Regions from separate parts of the Homo sapiens genome. Here region 1 is linked to region 2. A link is an interaction called in ENCODE POLR2A ChIA-PET data of the cell type or tissue named here. Cell type or tissue: Panc1. All regions are shown on one strand. Each heading gives the region's core, and the rest is flanking DNA. Links, peaks and the distances in the headings are about the cores only. Region 1 overlaps SMG1-DT (SMG1 divergent transcript). Region 2 overlaps TMC7 (transmembrane channel like 7).

Region 1 (9,585 bases), core at 1,001-9,000, 64 kb before region 2:
TTTATTTTATTTTTATTATTTTTTGAGATGGAGTCTCATTCTGTTGCCCAGGCTAGAGTGCAGTGGCACAGTCTCGGCTCACTGCAAGCTCTGCCTCCCGGGTTCAAGCCATTCTCCCGCCTCAGCCTCCCGAGTAGCTGGGATTACAGGCGCCCGCCACCAAGCCCGGCTAATTTTGTTTTTTATATTTTTAGTGGAGACGGGGTTTCACCGTGTTAGGCAGGATGGTCTCAATCTCCTGACCTCGTGATCCGCCCGCCTCGGCCTCCCAAAGTGATGGGATTACAGGCGTGAGCCACCGCGCCTGGCCCTCTTTTTCTTTATTGGTCAAAATATTATCCATCTAGGCATATGGATATGGAGGCATGCCTGTGATCCCAATTACTTGGGAGGCTGAGGTGGGAGAATCGCTTGAGCCCACGAGTTTCAGGCTGTGGTGAGCCATAATGGTGCCGCTGCACTCCAGCCTGGGCAACAGGATGAGACCATTTCTTAAGGGGACGGAAAAAATCACTCTGGCTGTGGCAGATTTCCTTAGGATAGATTCCGAGAAGTGGAGTTATTGGGGAAAAGGCTGTTAATGATTTTAAGTCTTTGGATACAGACTGTTAAGTTGCTTTCCAGAAGTTTCTGCCAATGATAGTCTGATACTTTCTGTGTCCTCACACCACCCTTTGTCAACACTGAGTGTTTTTGAGGGTTAATTATTTCTATGAGAGAAGTTAAAAAAAAAAAGACAACAGAGAAATTGCTTCAGGTGGGGCATGGTGGCTCACGCCTGTAATCCCAGCACTTTGGGAGGCTGAGATGAGAGAATCACTTAAGCCTAGGAGGTGGAGGTTGCAGTGAGCCTAGATCGTGCCACTACACTCCAGCCTGGGCAACAGAGTGAGACTCCATTTCAATAAAATTAATCAAATGAATCAAACGTGAGCAACTCTCATAACTTCCAACATTTTTTTCTTCTTCCTGTTGGTGGTTCTGCCTCTCTGGTTCCATTAGGATTTCCCTACTCCATTTCAGTCATGGGAGCCGAGTTTCTGTTCCTGAAACACACCAAGCCTTTCTGGCCTCTGGATTTTTGTACTTGCTGTTCCCGCCATCTGGAATGCCTTCCCTGCATTTGTTCCCATCAGGGTTGGGACTAGCAACGTGACAGGTGATGGAGTTGCTGAGGGTGCAAAATTTAAGGAGGCACCTACTCCCAGGGTCATGCAAAAGCCAACTTTGCATTTGCACAATCCTGTGAGTAAGTCCCTCCTTAAATTTGAGGCTCTGCCGTAATCCCAGCTACTCAGGAGGCTGGGGCAGGAGAATTGCTTGAACCTGGGAGGCAGAGGTTGCAGTAGGCTGAGATCCTGCCATTGCACTCCAGCCTGGGCAACAGGGCGAGAATCCATCTAAAAAAAAAAATGAGGCTCTAGGCACCACATTTGCCCTACTCTGGCCCCTGCCCTGATTTTCCTGGCCTGTCTCATCTCCAGACAGGTTTCTTTGACGTCCCTTGCCCATAAAAGCTGGCCAGTGCCCTTTCCAGGTACTCTGTCACATACCCTATTTCTTTCCTTGGTAGTACCCAGCACCATCTGCAAGTATTGGGTTTCTTTGCATATTTAGCATCGGTCCAACCCTTAGGATATCAGCTTTGCAAGAGCAAAGGTCACATCTATCTCAGCCTACCTCCTCCATACTCAGCACACAGCACAGCACCTGACCATAGGAAGCACTCAAGAAATGGGAGGAATGAAATGGAAATTATCTAAAATAAGGATCAAGATTGATACAGAAGTATTCATCTCAGTTTTACTTATTAATAGCAAAACAAAAACAAAACACCTGGAAATTATACTAATGCTCAACAATAGGAAACTGATTAGGATGCAGTACATTCAGAGCTGAAATTTTCTGCAGCCATTACAAATTACATTTGTGAAGTTTTGTTTTTTTTTTTTTTTTTTTTGAGACAGAGTTTTGCTCTTGTTGCCCAGGCTGGAGGGCAATGTCTCGATCTCGGCTCACTGCAACCTCCACCTCCCGGGTTCAAGCGATTCTCCTGCCTCAGCTTCCCGAGTAGCTGGTATTACAGGCGTCTGCCACCATGCCCAGCTAATTTTTGTATTTTTAGTAGAGACAGGGTTTCACCATGCTGGGCAGGTTGGTCTCAAACTCCCGACCTCAGGTGATCCGCCCGCCTCCGCCTCCCAAAGTGCTGGGATTACAGGTGTAAGCCACTGTGCCCGGCCTAAAACAAAAATTTACAAAGCTAAAAGTAAGCATTCAATAAATAGGTGTTGAATGAATGAACAGAGAATGAATACTCTTAGAGTGTGGCAGTGACTCAGACAGACCAACTGAGTAAACTTTAGCCAAGACATCAAGTCTTAGCTCTAAAAATAGTGACCAACTCTACCTAATGTTTATTGAGCATTTATTTTTTATTTTATTTTATTTTATTTTATTTTGAGATGGAGTCTTGCTCTGTCGCCCAAGCTGGAGTGTAGTAGCAACATCTCGGCTCACTGCAACCTCCGCCTCCCAGGTTCAAGCAATTCTCCTGCCTCAGCCTCCCGAGCAGCTGGGACTACAGGCATGTGCCACCATGCCCAGCTAATTTTTGTGTTTTTAGTAAAGACAGGATTTCGCCATGTTGGCCAGGCTGGTCTCGAACTCCTGACCTCAGGTCATCTGCCCACCTCAGCCTCCCAAAGTGCTGGGATTACAGGCATGAGCCACGGCACTCGGCCTTTATTGAGCATTTACTAATGCAAAACCACTCAGTCAAATGATCAATATGAGTTGTTACTTCAAGGAATTCCCCCAAACCAAGCTAAGGTAGGTTTCAATGTGGCATTTTACACTTTGGGGCTGTGATACCAAGAGAAGCTAGCTCCCTGCACAAGGTCACCCAGCTGGTAGCAGGCAGGGCCAGGAAGGGAATGTCACAGGCAGAGACAGAAGGGACATTTGGCCCCAACTCCACATTCGTCAAAGGCGTCAGATTTAGACCTTTGACGTGATCGCCTAGTGAAGTTAGACCCAGAGTCCCAGAGACACTCGAACAGGAAGGAAGTCTGAAGTTAACAAACTATGTCCATTACCAGCTCACACACCTGTAGAGGCTGTGCATGGCATTCATACTTCCTAATAAATTATATTATTACCTGGTGAACATGTAATTACATCGCTTCATAGTTTGTTTCCCCTTGTGTTAAAAGTGTTCAAAACATAAAAAGGAAACAAAATATAGTACAAATTGTGAATGCTCTTTGTTATTTCTTAAATTTTTGATACACTCAGAACCTCAAAAACTGTGAGTAACGTGATCCTGTCTTAACTCCTAAAAGATCTTCCAGTAAGGATTCGAACACAAACCAACCCCAGGGTCTTTCATCACCAGGATTTTCCTAGAAATCTTCCAAACTTCCTAGAGAGACACTGTACTGACATTTATTCTCTAAGTAAACAAAAGAGAATTCTCTCTTTTGTTTTCTTTTGACCCTATGTCTGGCCCAGGATTAACCCCTATTAGGCACCAAGAATTGAGGAACTTTATTCTCAACCAGGAGACTCAACTTACATGGGTGATTTTTAAAATGCAATCTTAAAAGCAAATCCACATCATAAAGACATTAAAGCAGATTTTTCAAAAAGAAAAACAGCAGCCTTCTTGTTCCTGCTCCCAGCTAGGAAATCTTTGTCACAGGTCAGGCTCCCTCAGTAAGGGCTATTTTTATAGCGATTTTTCAAGCTGGTGCAGGAGGAATTTGGCTGAGAAACCTCATGACACATTTGAAATCTCCACTTGGGCAGTCTCAGCTTGAGGCAGGGGCCAAAATTCTATGAATCAGGGCACAAGAAGTGCTGCCCAGTGGCTCGTGCATTCTTTCAACAATAAAATAGGAAGCCGGTGATGCTCATCTTAAGCTATTTGTAACTTTTAAATTGGAGAAAACAAGAAAGTGAAATTCCCTTATGTTTGGTCCTGAGCTGCCCAAGGACTGGCATGGTGATTTTAATGGAGCTAACTCCTTTGCTTTCCCTGATTAATCCATTATTAGGAATATATGTAAATAAAATGCAAACTTATGTAAATAAAATCTCCCAACAGCAAGTTACTGCCCTCTATTGTTTATACAGTTATCATTTAACATGCTGGACGCAGTGGCTCATGCCTGTAATCCCAGCACTTTGGGAGGCTGAGGTGGGTGGCTCACCTGAGGTCAGGAGTTCAAGACCAGCCTGGCCAATATGGTGAAACCCAATCTCTACTAAAAATACAGTCTTGGCTCACTGCAACCTCTGCCTCCTGGGTTCAAGCGATTCTCCTGCCTCAGCCTCCCGAGTAGCTGGGACTACAGGCGTGATCCACTGCGCCCAGCAAGTTTAACTCTAAAGAGTTAAAGAGACTACCAAATAAGGGAAGGATAAATATTTCACTTCAGAACTTCTAGTTGAAATAGGATCATTTAGCTTCTTTGGGACACTGCTATCTATGTCTTAGCTGAAATGATTTCTTCATCCCATACCAGGGAAGCAAATGGAGGCTTATTCCATAAAGTGTTTTGTGCTGTATAATTTGAAGGTCACACTGCTTGGCATAGTGTTTTCACCATCCCCCAGGCATACCACGTCTCAGAGGACCCTCCCTGCTGGTCCCTGGAAGAGGCTTCTCAGATAAAGCAGGACTTAAGGTAGTTTTTAGATGAAGGGGAGCAGATGGCTGAGTATTACATCACCTCAGGTAAAGGAAACAGGGATATGAAAATAATAGGATTGTAGAAAAATAATAGTCTAATCTCCAAATTATCAACAAGTATTGGGGAAGTGTTTACTCCCAGCAAACATCAGGGATGGAAGGGGACTAATAAAAGCCTGGCCCTGTACTACTCAATTTAAAAGCAGATACCATCTTTTTTACCTTTGTGTCAAACTAATAACAGCCACTTACTAAGAATTTTATTTTTATTTCTTTTCTTTCCTTTCTTTCTTTTCTTTCTTTCTTTCTTTTCTCTTTTTCTCTTTCTTCTTTTTTTGATGGAGTCTAGTCCGTCACCCAGACTGGAGTGCAGTGGCACGATCTCGGCTCATTGCAACCTCCACTTCCCGGGTTCAAGCAATTCTCCTGCCTCAGCCTCCCGAGTAGCTGGGGTTACAGGTGCCTGCCGCCATACCCGGCTAATTTTGCATTTTTAGTAGAGATGGGGTTTCACTATGTTGGTCAGGTTGGTCTCGCACTCCTGACCTCAGGTGATCCACCCACCTCAGCCTCCCAAAGTGCTGGGATTACAGGCATGAGCCACTGTGCCCAGTCTCTCTCTTTTTCTTTCTTTCTTTTCTTTACTTTTTTATTTTATTTTTATTTTTTTTGAGACAGGGTCTTGCTCTATTACCCAGATTGAGTTGCAGTGCTGCAAACACAGCTCACTGCAGCTCAACCTCTTGGGCACAAGTGATTTTCTCACCTTAGCCTCCCAAGTAGCTGGGACTACAGGTGTATTCCACAACATACACTGGGCTAGTTGGATTTTTTTTTTTTTTGACGGAGTTTCACTCTTGTTACCCAGGAATGGAGTGAAATGGCGTGATCATGGCTCACTGCAACCTCTGCATCCAAGATTCAAGCAATTCTCCTGCCTCAGCCTTCCAAGTAGCTGGGATTACAGGCATGTGCCACCACACTGGCTACTTTGTATTTTAGTAGAGACAGGGTTTCTCCATGTTGGCCAGGCTAGTCTCGAACTCCTGACCTCAGGTGATCCAGTCACCTCGGTCTCCCAAAGTGCTGGGATTACAGGTGTGAGCCACCATGTCCAGCCTTTTTATTTTATTTATTAATTTTTTTTTTGAGACAGAGTCTCACTCTGTCGCCCAGGCTGGAGTGCAGTGGCACGATTTCAGCTCACTACAACCTCCACCTCCCGGGTTCAAGCGATTCTTCTGCCACAGCCTCCTGAGTAGCTGAGATTACAGGCACTTGCCACCATGCCCGGCTAATTTTTTGTATTTTTAGAAGAGAAAGGGTTTCACCATGTTGGCCAGGCTGGTCTCCATCTTCTGACCTCGTGATCTGCCCGCCTCGGCCTCCCAAAGTGCTGGGATTACAGGCGTGAGCCACCCTGCCCGCCCAGAGATGGGGTCTTTCTATGTTGCCCAGACTGATCTTGAGCTCCATGCCTTAAGCAATCCCCCCACCTCCCACAGAGGAGCTGGAGACCAGCCTGACCAACATGGTGAAACCCCGTCTCTACAAAAATGCAAAAATTAGCCAGGCATGATGGCAGGTGCCTGTAATCCCAGCTACTTGGAAGGCTGAGGTGGGAGAATCGCCTGAACCCGGAAGGTGGAGGTTATTATGAGCTGAGATCATGCCACTGCAGTCCAGCCTGGATGACAGAGCAAGACTCCATCTCACACACACAAAAAAAAAAAAAAAAAAAGAAGAAGAAGAAAAAGAAGAGAAATACACCAGCTGGGCCTGGTAACACATGCCTGTAATCCCAGGACTCTGGGAGGCCAAGGTGAGTGATCACTTGAGTCCAGAATTTCAAGACCAACCTGGGCAACATGGAGAAACCCTGTCTCTACAAAAAAAAAAAAAAAAAAAAAAAAAAATTTAGCCATGCATGGTGGTACACACCTGTAGTCCCAGCTACTCAGGATGCTGAGGTGAGAGAATTGCTTGAGCCTAGGAGGTGGAGGTTGCAGTGAGCCAAAATTGCACCACTACACTCCAGCATGAGTGATAGAGTAAGACCCTATCTTAAAAATAATAATAATAAAGAAAAGAAATAGACTTATAGCTATCTATATATATGTTATGTAATGTTATATAGATATAGGAAAAGGCTGGAAGGATATTGTGACAGTTAATTTTAATGTGTCAAATTGACTGGGGCACAGGGTGCCCAGATATTTGGTTGAACAGTATTCTGGGTGTGTCTGTGAGGATATTTTTTTTTTCATTACTTTTTGAGACGGGGTCTTGCTTTGTCAGCCAGGCTGGAGTGCAGTGGTGCAATCATGGCTCACTGCAGCCTTGACCTCTCAGGCTCCAGTGAGCTTCCTCCCTCAGCCTCAGGTGTAGCTAGGACCACAGGTGTGTGCCACCATGCCCAGCTAATTTTTTAATTTTTTGTAGAGACAAGGTCTCACTATGTTGCCCAGGCTGGTCTCAAACTCCTGGGCTCAAGCGAGTCTACTCCTTCAGATTCACAAAGTGTTGGGATTACAAGGCATGAGCCACCACACCCAGTCTGTGAGGGTATTTTTGGATGAGATTAACTTTTATTTATTTATTTGTTTGTTTTTTAAACAGAGTCTCCCTCTGTTGCCCAGGCTGGAGTGCAGTGGCATGATCTCGGCTCACTGCAACCTCCGCCTCCCGGGTTCAAATAATTCTCCTGCCTCAGCCTCCAGAGTAGCTGGGATTACAGGTGCACACCACCATGCCTGGCTAATTTTTGTATTTTCAATAGAGATGGGGTTTCACCATATTGGCCAGGCTGGTCTGAAACTCATCTCACGTGATCTGCCCACCTCAGCCTCCCAAATTGCTGGGATTACAGGCGTGAGCCACCGCACCTGGCCAATTTTTGTGTTTTTTATAGAGATGGGGTTTTGCTATATTGGCTAGGTTAGTCTCAAACTCCTGACCTCAAGTGATCCTCCTGCCTTGGCCTCCCAAAGCACCCATGTGTGCCACCACACCCGGCCCATAGTAATTCTTCAAACATCGACCAACTGGTGGTTCTTGGCTGCTGAGAAGCCAGACCGGACAATGTGTGTGCACCTGCTATTCTCCATTGGTCCCTGCAAATCTATTCTCCATCTTTCTCCATTCAGCTCTGCAACCCAGAGAGTGACCTGCATGGAGCGTGCCAGCTGAATCCCTTGTCCTGTGTCTTCTGGCTGAGTTCTACCATAGGAAACACCGCCACGTGGGAGAACAGGAAGACATTGATGTCTGGGTGCTTATTCCTAAAGCTTCCTCCCTGAGGTCACCTGGAGGTTGCTGCATCTCTCTACTGAAGGCCACAGTTCCTGTCATATGACTGTCTCCATCCAGCTGCCTTCTCTAAGTTCCAGCAACCACTGTCTCTCTCCCTTGATCTTTGAGCCTAAAGGTAATGCAGGCTCCCTGATGTTGCTAGCCCTAGGATACTGCAGCATTCTTTGTTAGTTTACTAAAACCCTCTGTAAATAACCCTTTGCTACACTTTCATCATCTTTCTTTCTTTCTTTTTTAGAGACAAGGTCTCCCTCTGTCACCCAGGCTAGGGTGCAGTGGCACAATCACGGCTCAGGACCGGTGCAAGAAGGGAAGGTTGCATTCATAAGTTAGCAAACTTCAGAAAGCTCTTTGAAAAAAAAAAAAAAAAAAGAATCTTATTACCATTTTGTTTTTGTAGAAAGCCCACTTGATAAAAGTATTAATAACACACATGAGAAAGAGCTCACAGTGTTTTCCAGAAAAAAACACTTTGATTCTATAAAAGAGGTCAGTAGACTACAATATGAAGAATCCTTCTGTTGGCTTAACTTTTAGACTATATGACAAGTTCTCTGACTATAAAGACACTGATCAAAAGAACTCAGTTTAGCACAATATCCAAAGTCCAAAGTACAAGCAATAAAAGAAGAATCAGGTAAATTAGACTACATCAAAATGTTAAACTTTTTGCCTCAAAGGACACCATCAACAGGGTGAAAAGACAAAGCATGGAATGGGAGAAAATATTTGCAAATCATATATTTGATAAAGGGTTAATATCTAGAATATATAAAGAGCTCCTACAACTCAACAACAACAACAAAAAAAAACCCAAAAATACAAACAAACAAAACCAACTCTTTTTACTTAAAAAAAGGGGCGGAAGTTTTTTGTTTGTTTTGTTTTTGTTTTGTTTTGAGACAGGGTTTCACTCTGTCGCCAAGGAGTGCAGTGGCACCATCTCAGCTCACTGAAACCTCCACCTCCTGGGTTCAAACGAAAATATTTCTTTTCGTTTCTGTTTTTGTTGTTGTTGTTGTTGTTGTTGTTATTGTTGTTGTTTTTGAGGCAGAGTTTCAGTCTTTTGCCCAGACTGGAGTGAAGTGGCGGGCGCAATCTCGGCTCACTGCAACCTCCACCCCCCTGGGTTCAAGCGATTCTCCTGCCTCAGCCTCCCGAGTAGCTGGGATTACAGGCACCCGCCACCACGCCCAGCTAATTTTTGTTATTTTTAGTAGAGACAGGGTTTTGCCATGTTGGCCAGGCTGGTCTCAAACTACTGACTTCAGGTGGTCCACTCGCCTCACCCTCCCAAAGTGCTGGGATTACAGGCGTGAGCCACGGCGCCCGGGCAACTTTGTCCATTTTCGCCAGGAAGGCTGAAAGAGTTCTGAGGTGCTGCTTGATGCTGTAGTAAATCTCTTCTCTGTTTCTGTTTGGATGAAAGGAGTATATCTATATTCATGGCGCACTTAGAAAATGTAATTTTCTCTTACAGGTAAACAAATGATGGAGGAGGGAAGCTTAAGGGACAGGAGATTATGTAGGTGATAGTTTCTGGGCCACTTCCTGTTTTAAGTACCTTTTTTATTCCC
Region 2 (9,585 bases), core at 600-8,599:
GAGGGACAGAAGTTGAAACGCTAGCTGCTTCTTTAACTACCTTATCAGCATAAGTGTTGCCCTGAGTGATGGGATCTGATGCCTTTTGATGGCCCTTGCAGTGAATGACTCCAGCTTCCTTTGGAAGTAAAGCAGCTTTGAGAAGTTTTTATTAGAGAGGCATTAATGATGGAGGACCCTTGCATAGTGAGGACATTCTTTCTGCCCATATAACAGCATGGTGGTGCAGGATATGGAAGGCATATTTAGAGTCAGTATAAATATTGACGTGTAGTCCCTTTGCAAGAGAGAGGGCCCGAGTTAAGGCAATGAGTTCAGCCTGCTGAGAAGTAGTGGAGGGGGGCAGAGTGGTAGCCTCAATGATAGATGTGGAAGATACTATAGCATAGCCTGCCTTTGCTGGTGAGTGGTGATTAGGCCTGGTGGAGCTGCCATCAATAAACCAAGTGTGATCAGGGTAAGGAACAGGAAAGAAAGAAATATGGGGAAATGAAGTGAATGTCGGGTGGATCAGAGAGATACAGTCATGGGGGTCAGGTGTGGTATCTGGAATAATGTGGGAGGCTGGATTGAAGTCCAGGCCAGGAACAATGGTAAGTGTGGGAGACTCAACAAAGACTGAGTATACCTGAAGGAGCTGGGGGGCAGAAAGTATATACTTCAAGTGTGAGGAGGAAAATAGATTTTGAAAGTTATGAGAACTGTAGAGAGTAAGTGGAGCATAGTTTGTGATTTTGAGGGCCTCTAAAAGTATTAAAGCAGCAGCAGCAGCCGCCACATGCAGACATGAGGGCTATGCGAAAACAGTAAGGTCAAGTTGTTTGGACAGAAAGGCTACAGGGCGCACTCCTGGCTCTTGTGTAAGAATACTGACTATCGTGCCACTGCACTCCAGCCTGGGTGACACGGCGAGACTCTTCTCAAAAAAAAAAAAAAGAATTCTGACCGCACAGCCCTGTACTTTGGCTGTGTGTAATGAAAAGGGTGGGGATGAGTTAGGGAGAGCTAGTGTGGGAACAGCTTTTAGGGCTGCTTCTTAAGGAATGGAAAGGGGAGTGGGGAAAGGAGTTAGGATTTATGGGGTCAGCTAGGTTTATCTAGAACAGAATGGGTTGTGGAGGGAGGTATTGAGGATAGGAGAGTATATGGGTTTGGCACCACGGGGTGGATAGGGAAGATAATTTGGTTGATAAGGCTCAGATCCTGAACTAACCTGTAAGACTTGTCCAGTTTTTGGACAGCTAAAATGGGGGAATTGTAAGGAGAGTTTATAGGCTTTAAAAGGCCATGCTGTAACAGGCAAGTGATAACAGGCTTTAATCCTTTTAAAGCGTGCTGTGAGATGGGATATTGGCATTGAGCGGGGTAAGGGTGATTAGGTTTTAATGGGATGGTAAGGGGTGCATGATCCGTTGCCAAGGCGGGAGTAGAGGTGTCCTATACTTGTGGATTAAGGTGGGGAGATACAAGGAAAGGATGTGAGGGAGGCTTTGAACTGGGGGAAAAGGCGGCAATGAGGTGTGGCTGTAGCCCAGGAATAGTCAGAGAAGCAGATAATTTAGTTAAAATGTCTCATCCTAATAAGAGCTGGGCAGGTGGGGATAAATAAAAGGAGTACATTAAAGAATGTTGTCCAAGTTGGCACCAGAGTTGGGGAGTTTTAAGAGGTTTAGCAGCCTGGCTGTCAATACCTACAACGGTTATGGAGGCAAGGGAAACTGGCCCTTGAAAAGAGGGTAATGTGGAGTGGGTAGCCTCCGTATTGATTAAGAAGGGGACAGACTTACCCTCCACTGTAAGAGTTACCCAAAGCGTCCGTGATGGTCCGGGAGGCTTCTGAGGTGATCAGGCAGCATCAGTCTTCAGCCACTAAGCTGAGAAGATCTGGGAAGGAATCAGTCAGCGAGCCTTGGGCCAGAGTTCCAGGGGCTCTGGGAGTGGCTGCCGGGCGAGTTGGACAGTCCAATTTCCAATGGGGTCCCACACAGATGGGACACGGCTTAGGAGGAATCCTGGGCTGCGGGCATTCCTTGGCCCAGTGGCCAGATTTCCAGCACTTAGAGCAAGATCCTGGGGGAGGCGGTCCTGGAGGAACGCCTGGCCGCTGCGGTTCAGACGTTTTGAAGTTCTTGTGTGCTAGAGATGTGGCTGGGGTTTCTCTCACAGTGGAGGCAAGTAATTGCAACTCAGAAATACGTTGCTACTTGGCTGCATCTACTCTATTATTGTACACCTTGAAAGCGAGGTTAATAAGGTCCTGTTATGGGGTTTGAGGGCCGGAATCTAATTTTTGGAGCTTTTTCCAATGTCAGGAGTGGACTGGGTAATAAAGTGCATATTGAGAATAAGACAGCCTTCCTCCTGGATCTAGGACAGTAAAGTGTCTAAGGGTTGTTGCCAAGCATGCCATGAACTGGGCTGGGTTTTTATATTTGATGAAAAAAAACCTAAATGCTAACTGATTTGGGAGTGGTCAGATAAAGAAACCTTGACTTGCCTTTAGCTCCAGCCACCTTTTTAAGAGGAAATTGTTGGGCAGGTAGGGGAGGGCTAGTTGCAGAACGAATCTGTAAGCCAGACTGGGTGTGAGGAGGGGAGGTGACAGATAGATCCTAGGGTTGGGGAGCAGCGGCTGAGGAAGAATTGGGACCTGGCTTGGCCTGGCGAGGAGCAGCCTGGGGAGAAGGGGAGAGGTCAGATGAGTCTGTAGAAAAGAAGGATTCAAAGGACTCAGAGCTTGGGGTGGTGACTGAGGGAACAGACAGGAGAAAGAAGAAAGATTTGGGACAAGTCGCATTGGGAGCAGAGACTAGGGAGGGAGCAATGTGTAAAAGAATGCCTGGATGTCAGGCACCTCAGACCATTTCCCATTTTTCAACAAAAATTATCTAGATCTTGTAGGAATTTGCCCATTTTTCGACAAAAACTATCTAGATCTTATAGGATAGACAGATCGAAAGTGCCATTCTCTGGCCACTTGGAACTACTGTCGAGTTTGTATTGGGGCCAAGCAGTATTGCAGAAGAAAATAAGGCATTTAAGTTTTAGGTCAGGTGCGAGTTGAAGAGGTTTTAAGTTCTTGAGAACACAGGCTAAGGGAGAAGAAGGGGGAATGGAGGGCGGAAGGTTGCCCATAGTGAAGGACGTTAGTTTAAAGAGAAAGGTGGAGACACAGAGAAGGGGGTGGAGAGCAGCCCTGGGCTGCAATGTGGGTGAGCAGCCAAAGCAGGCGTCTCCGCAATTGACTTGCCACCAAGGGAATGTGGGTGAATGACCAAGGCAGGCATCCCTGCGGTGATCAGACACCAATGAAATGTGGGTGAATAATCAGGCAGGTGTCCCCGCAGTGATTAAACATCAAGGGAAGGCTGTCTTCCCAAGTCCATGACTAGCGCCGGAGTTTTGGGTCCACGAATAAAATGTGTCTCTTTTGTCTCTATTAGAGAGGAAAAAGAACTGGAATTGGAATGACAGGGAGATTGAAGGGTAGCGAGAGAGGCCAGAGAAGAGTGAAAAGACTGCTTACCTGATTTGAAATTGGTGAGATGTTCCTTGGTCTGGTTGGTCTGAGGACCCGAGGTCATAGGTGGATCTCCTCACGGAGTGAGGGCGAGGACAGGGGACCGGTCTCCCGAAGGAGTCCTCCCGTCCTGGGTTTTGGCATCAAATGTCTCACATGTCTATGTGAAGAGAACACCAAACAGGCCATCTGGATGTATATGTGCAGGTCACTGGGGATACGATGGCTTAGCTTGGGCTCAGAGGCCTGACACTGACCTCAAGTGATCAGCCTGCCTTGGCCTCTCAAAGTGCTGGGATTACAGGTATGAGCCACCGTGCCTGGCCTTTTTATTTTTTGAGACAGGGTCTCACTCTGTCACCCAGACTGGAGTGCAGTGGTGTGATCTCGGCTCACTGCAACCTCTGACTCCTGGATTCAAGCGATTCTCCTGCCTTAGCCCCCCAAGTAGCTGGGATTACAGGCGCCCACCACCACACCCAGCTAATTTTTGTATTTTTAGTAGAGACAGGGTTTCGCCATGTTGGCCAGGCTGGTCTCCAACTCCTGACCTCAGGTGATCCAGCCACCTCTGGCCTCCAAAGTGCTGGGATTGAGCCACCGCACCCAGCCACCGCACCCGGCCTCAGGCACTGTTTTGAGCCAAGGATCTGCAAACAACTCCTGTGCCAAATCCAGCCTTTTTTTTTTTTTTTTTTGAGATGGAGTCTTGCTCTGTCGCCCAGGCTGGAGTGCAGTGGTACGATCTCGGCTCACTGCAAGCTCCGCCTCCCGGGTTCACACCATTCTCCTGCCTCAGCATCCCGAGTAGCTGGGACTACAGGCACCCACCACCATGCCCGGCTAATTTTTTTTTTGTATTTTAGTAGAGACGGGGTTTCACCATGTTAGCCAGGATGGTCTCGATCTGCTGATCTCGTGATCCGCCCGCCTCGGTCTCCCAAAATGCTGGGATTACAGGCGTGAGCCACCAAGCCTGGCCAACCTTTTTTTTTGTAATTCAACCTTTAGTAGAACACAGCCATGCTCATTCGTTTATGGATTATCTGTGGCTGCTTTCCTGCTACAAGGACAAAGCTGAGTAATTGCAAATAGTAAATTCCTACCTCTTTACAGAAAACGTTTGCTGACGTCTGTTCTAAGCACATTACATATGATTGCCATCTAATCCTCAGGACAGCTATAGGAGGTAGGAACCGCTGTCTACATTTTATAGGTGGGAAAACCAAGGCATGGAATGGTCAAGAAACTTGCCAGGTTATGCAGGCAGCAAGTGAGGCTGGTGTCCAAATCCAGGCAGGGTGGGTTGGGAAACTGTGCTCTTAACTGCCAGGCCTTGCCACCTTCTCGGACAGACAGAATTGCAGTAACTGCCCCACAGACCCCTGACCAGATGCTCCACGGGCATGAAAAGCAGGGGCTTGGCTGGACGCGGTGGCTCACGCCTGTAATCCCAGCACTTTGGGAGGCTGAGGCGGGTGGATCACGAGGTCAGGAGATCGAGACCATCCTGGCCAACATGGTGAAACCCCGTCTCTACTAAAAATACAAAAAATTAGCCGGGCGTGGTGGCGGGCACCCATAGTCCCAGCCACTTGGGAGGCTGAGGCAGGAGAATGGCGTGAACCCAGGAGGCGGAGCTTGCAGTGAGCTGAAATCAAGCCACTGCACTCCAGCCTGGGTGACAGAGTGAGACTCTGTCTCAAAAAAAAAAAAAGAAAAGCAGGGGCTTGAGGGCTTGAGTTCCAGGCCCAGCAGCAGCTCTTATGATGGAGTTAGTCACTGCTCCTGAAGGCTGTTTGCTCATCTGTTTGTAAAGCCTTAGACCCAGCCAGTCACCGGCCCCACCCAGGTGCCAGTTGACGTGAGTCATGCAGTTTCTCCTGACACTACTGTTACAAAGTCTAGCAGATCCGGGAGGCTACCAGGGCCTCTGGCTCCTCCCCTCTCAGACTAAGCTCTGGGCTGCTGTGATTGAGGCCCCTCTATGCTGTATTTATTTATTTTGAGACAGTGTCTCTCTCTGTCACCTAGGATGGAGTGCATTGCTTCCATCACAGCTCACTGCAGCCTCAACCTTCCAGGCTCGAGCGATCCTCCCACCTCAGCCAAAAAAATGTTTTATTTTTCTGTAGAGACAGGGTCTCACTATGGTGCCCAGGTTGGTCTTGAACTCCTGGGTTCAAGCAATCCTCCCGCCTCATCCTCTCAAAGTGTTGGGATTATAGGCATGAGCCACTGCATCCAGCCAGTCATATTTCAATTGCTTAATAGTCCCATGTGGCCAGTGGCCACTGTATTGGACAGTGCAGATATAGAACATGCCCTTCATTGCCGAAGCCCAACAAAGGGTAAGCCACCATGCCCGCACCCCTGACTTATTTTTCTCCATGCACTTATCAACATCTGAAATACATTGTTTTTACTTGTTTAATGTCTGTCTCCTCCAAATAGAATGTAAGTTTCGTAAAAGCAGGGAAATGGTGTGTGGTCTTCAAGGCTATGTTGTAGTCCTAGAACAGTGCTTGAGTGGTGATAGTTGCTCAGTAAATGTTTCTGAGTGACTGACTGGTGGGTGAATACATGAATAGATGGATGGGTGGGTGGTCTTTCCAGGAGCAGGGCAATGATCAGCCACTGGCTTTGGAGGGCTTCTTGCAATTGATTGACATGTCATAGCAGCTTCAACTAGAGTCTGGGGACGTTTTTTTGTTTTTGTTTTTGTTTTTTTTGAGATAGAGTCTCGCCCTGTTGCCCAGGCTGGAGTGCAGTGGCGCGATCTCGGCTCACTGCAAGCTCTGCCTCCCGAGTTCACGCCATTCTCCTGCCTCAGCCTCCAGAGTAGCTGGGACTACAGGTGCCCGCCACCACGCCCTGCTAATTATTTGTATTTTTAGTAGAGACGGGGTTTCACCATGTTAGCCAGGATGGTCTCGATCTCCTGACCTCGTGATCCACCCGCCTCAGCCTCCCAAAGTGCTGGGATTACAGGCGTGTAATCACGAAGGCTGCGAGCCACCACGCCGGGCAGAGTCCGGGCTTTATGAGTTCTTGGGTTAAGACCCTTTAGTAGCTGTAAACACAGATTATCTGGACACCCTCCCTCCACTTAACATCCAAAATAAAAACAATTCAGCCAGGCATGGTGGCTCACGCCTGTAATCCCAGCACTTTGGGAGGCTGAGGCAAGTGGATCATTTGAGGCCAAGAGTTCGAGGGCAGCCTGGCCAGCATGGTGAAATCTTGTCTCTACCAAAAATACAAAAAATTAGCCGGGCGTGGTGGTACACGCCTGTAATCCCAGCTACTTGGGAGGCTGAGGCAGGAGAATCGCTTGAACCCGGGAGGCAGAGGTTGCAGTGAGCTGAGATTGCGCCACTGCACCACTGCACTCCAGCCTGGGTGACAGAGCAAGACTCTGTCTCAAAAGCAAAAACAAAAAATAAAAACAATTCAAGTGAAAAGAAGTCCATAATGTTCTGAGATTGATATCTACATCGACTTATCGGTAATATCAAATTGTGTGTGCATGCATGACATTTTATCATTTCATGAGAAGAAAAAGCAAAGCACATTTCTAATAGGGCTGGTTTGTGTAGAGTACCTGAAATAGGAAGAATGTGATATATGGTCAACATCCCAGTCAATATTTTTTGCCAGCTTTTTTTACCCTGTAAATTATTTTTGTTCCAGGTACGGTGGCTCACCCCTGTAATTTCAATACTTTGGGAGGTGGAAGCAGGTGCATTGCTTGGGTCCAGGAGTTTGAGACCAGTCTGGGCAATATGGTAAAACCCCATCTCTACTAAAAATACAAAAAATTAACTGGGTGTGGTGGCACACACCTGTAGTCCCAGCTACTTGGGAGGCTGAGGCCAGAGGATTGCTTGAGCCTGGGAGGCAGAGTGAGTGGAAATGGCACCACTGCACTCTAGTGTGGGTGACAGAGTGAGATCCTGTCTCAAAAATAAAACACCAAACAAAACAACAAAATGTTTTGTATTGTGAAAAAAATACATCATTCATATAGAGAAGAATAATATTCAAGGGTTAAATTCCTAAAATCTTTTACTCATTTTTTTGACACCCTTTCTTTCCTGGTATGTAAAGTACTTTGGTTGGCGTGGTGGGTGATCTAACCTATCTTGTATCCTCAGCATCAAATTCATTCATTCCTGAATTATTCATTCATTCAACTTAGAAGGTATTTATTAAGCATCTGTCCTGTACCAGGCTCTGTGCTAGACCCTGGTAATTCAGCAGTGACAGAAAGAGATAAGGTCCCTGCCTTCATAGAAGTTATAGAGTCAGAGACAACACACAAGTAAAAAATTAAAAAGGACAGAGTAGGCTGAGTGTGGTGGTTCACACCTATAGTCCCAGCACTTTGGGAGGCTGAGGTGGGAGGATCACTTGAGCCCAGAAGTTCGAGACTAGCCTGGGCAACATAACGAGACCTCATCTCTATTAAAATATATGCATATTAACTGGGTGTAGTGGTGCACACCTGTGGTCCCAGCTACTCAGGAGCCTGAGGCGAGGAGTATTGCCTGAGCCTGGGAGATCAAGGCTGCAGTGAGCTATGATGGTACCACTGCACTCCAGCCTGGGCAACAGAGCAAAACCTTGTCTTAAACAAACAACACAAAAAGGATGGAGTAGTAACAGGGGTGAGTGAGTGCGGTGGAGTGGGTACTTAGGAGCTATGTGGTGTTTGAAGGAGTGAGCAAAAGCTCATCAAAGCACAGAGCAAGTCTTCATCTTCTCCAGAGTCCCAACCTCCAGTCTGGAGTCTGGCCCAGAGAGAGGATCCACGCAAGTTGTCAAACAGAACTAATTCCCATAGCAGCTGGTGAGAGGCCTGGATCCAGTGACCTACAAGGTCCCTTTTTACCCAGAGTTTCCATGATACTTTGTGTGGGAAACAAACCCCTGCTGTGAACTCAGCACCAAATACGGTTGGGCAAGTTTCTTGGCTAGAACGCGGGGGAAGCTGGTGGTGGTTTTAGTGCCATTTAGATCATACTTGGCTGGTGCCCACATCCTGGGAGGTTCATGCCTGTTGGTAGGATGTGGTGTCCTGTGGGAAAAGTTGCCAAGAAAGGACCTCAGGATGCTCACCAGATGTACCTGCCTCTGCCACTGCTCATTCATTCATTCATTCATTCTTCAGATGGAGGGCCGCTTTTTTTTTTTTTTTTTTTAAGATGGAGTTTTGCTGTTGTTGTCCAGACTGAAGTGTGATGGAGTGATCTCGGCTCACTGCAACCCCCGCCTCCTGGGTTCAAGTGATTCTCCTGCCTCAGCCTCCCAAGTAGTGGGATTACAGGCATGCATCACCACGCCCGGCTAATTTTGTATTTTTTTAGTAGAGACAGGGTTTCACCATGTTGGTCAGTCTGGTCTTGAACTCCTGACCTCAGGTAATCCACCCGCCTTGGCCTCCCAAAGTGCTGGGATTACAGGCGTGAGCCACAGTGCCCAGCCCGGATGGAGGGCCTTCTGTGAGCAAGACACCGCTTTTAAGCCTCAGAGAGACTTTGTCCTTAACCTGGAAGAATAGTATATGGCAGAAAAATTGGCTATGCCTGGCCCTGCTCCCTCATGTCTCCTGGAATTACCCAGTCATCCTCCTACCTAAGTAATAATCTCCTAATTGCTGAAATCTGGCCCCAGTGACCAAGAAGTTCTAGGCATTCTTAGAGGCACCCCAATATCTGAAATATGCTACCTGCTCCTGTGCAGATGGTCAACAGCAGCCCACGCTGACCACAGGACTACAGTGGCCATCCCAACAGCAAGGCTCTTGGCTGGACCAATTCAGTAGAATGTCTGACAATAACTGTAATGAGATGATCTTATTCTTTAAGGATGAGAAGGACATCAAGGCTCTAAGTGGTGAAATGACCTGTGGTAAAACCAGGAGTCTGTCTTGACACTCAAGTCTTGGGCAAGTCACCATGCCTGGGCCTCAGTTTCCCTGTTGGAAAGCCAGAGCAGGCCAAGGGTGGTGGCTTATGCCTGTAATCCCAGCCCTTTGGGAGGCTAAGGCGGGAGGATCACTT

Evidence for each region. ChIA-PET counts read pairs that join two places held together with the same protein. Peaks named below come from ENCODE experiments on the same cell type or tissue, not always from the same donor. Only the 100,000 strongest peaks of a DNase experiment are listed, where the experiment ranks them.
Region 1: POLR2A ChIA-PET joins it to region 2 with 10 read pairs; 5 of 35 experiments call an interaction of 5 or more read pairs at or near these places.

What each region holds. Positions count from the first base shown.
Region 1 is chr16:18,929,014-18,938,598 of GRCh38, forward strand. SMG1-DT (SMG1 divergent transcript) reads left to right here. Exons shown (of 2, transcript XR_001752094.2): 2 at 7,843-8,203. Among named protein-coding and RNA genes, the nearest start is that of SMG1, 7.4 kb to the left of the region's middle. In Panc1, for the core only: no CTCF peak of the experiment used is centred there; no DNase peak of the experiment used is centred there.
Region 2 is chr16:18,993,530-19,003,114 of GRCh38, forward strand. All of the region lies in intron 1 of TMC7 (transmembrane channel like 7), which reads left to right. Among named protein-coding and RNA genes, the nearest start is that of TMC7, 14 kb to the left of the region's middle. In Panc1, for the core only: no CTCF peak of the experiment used is centred there; DNase peaks (open chromatin) are centred at 4,687 and 5,372; H3K4me3 peaks cover 2,725 bases; H3K27ac peaks cover 4,912 bases.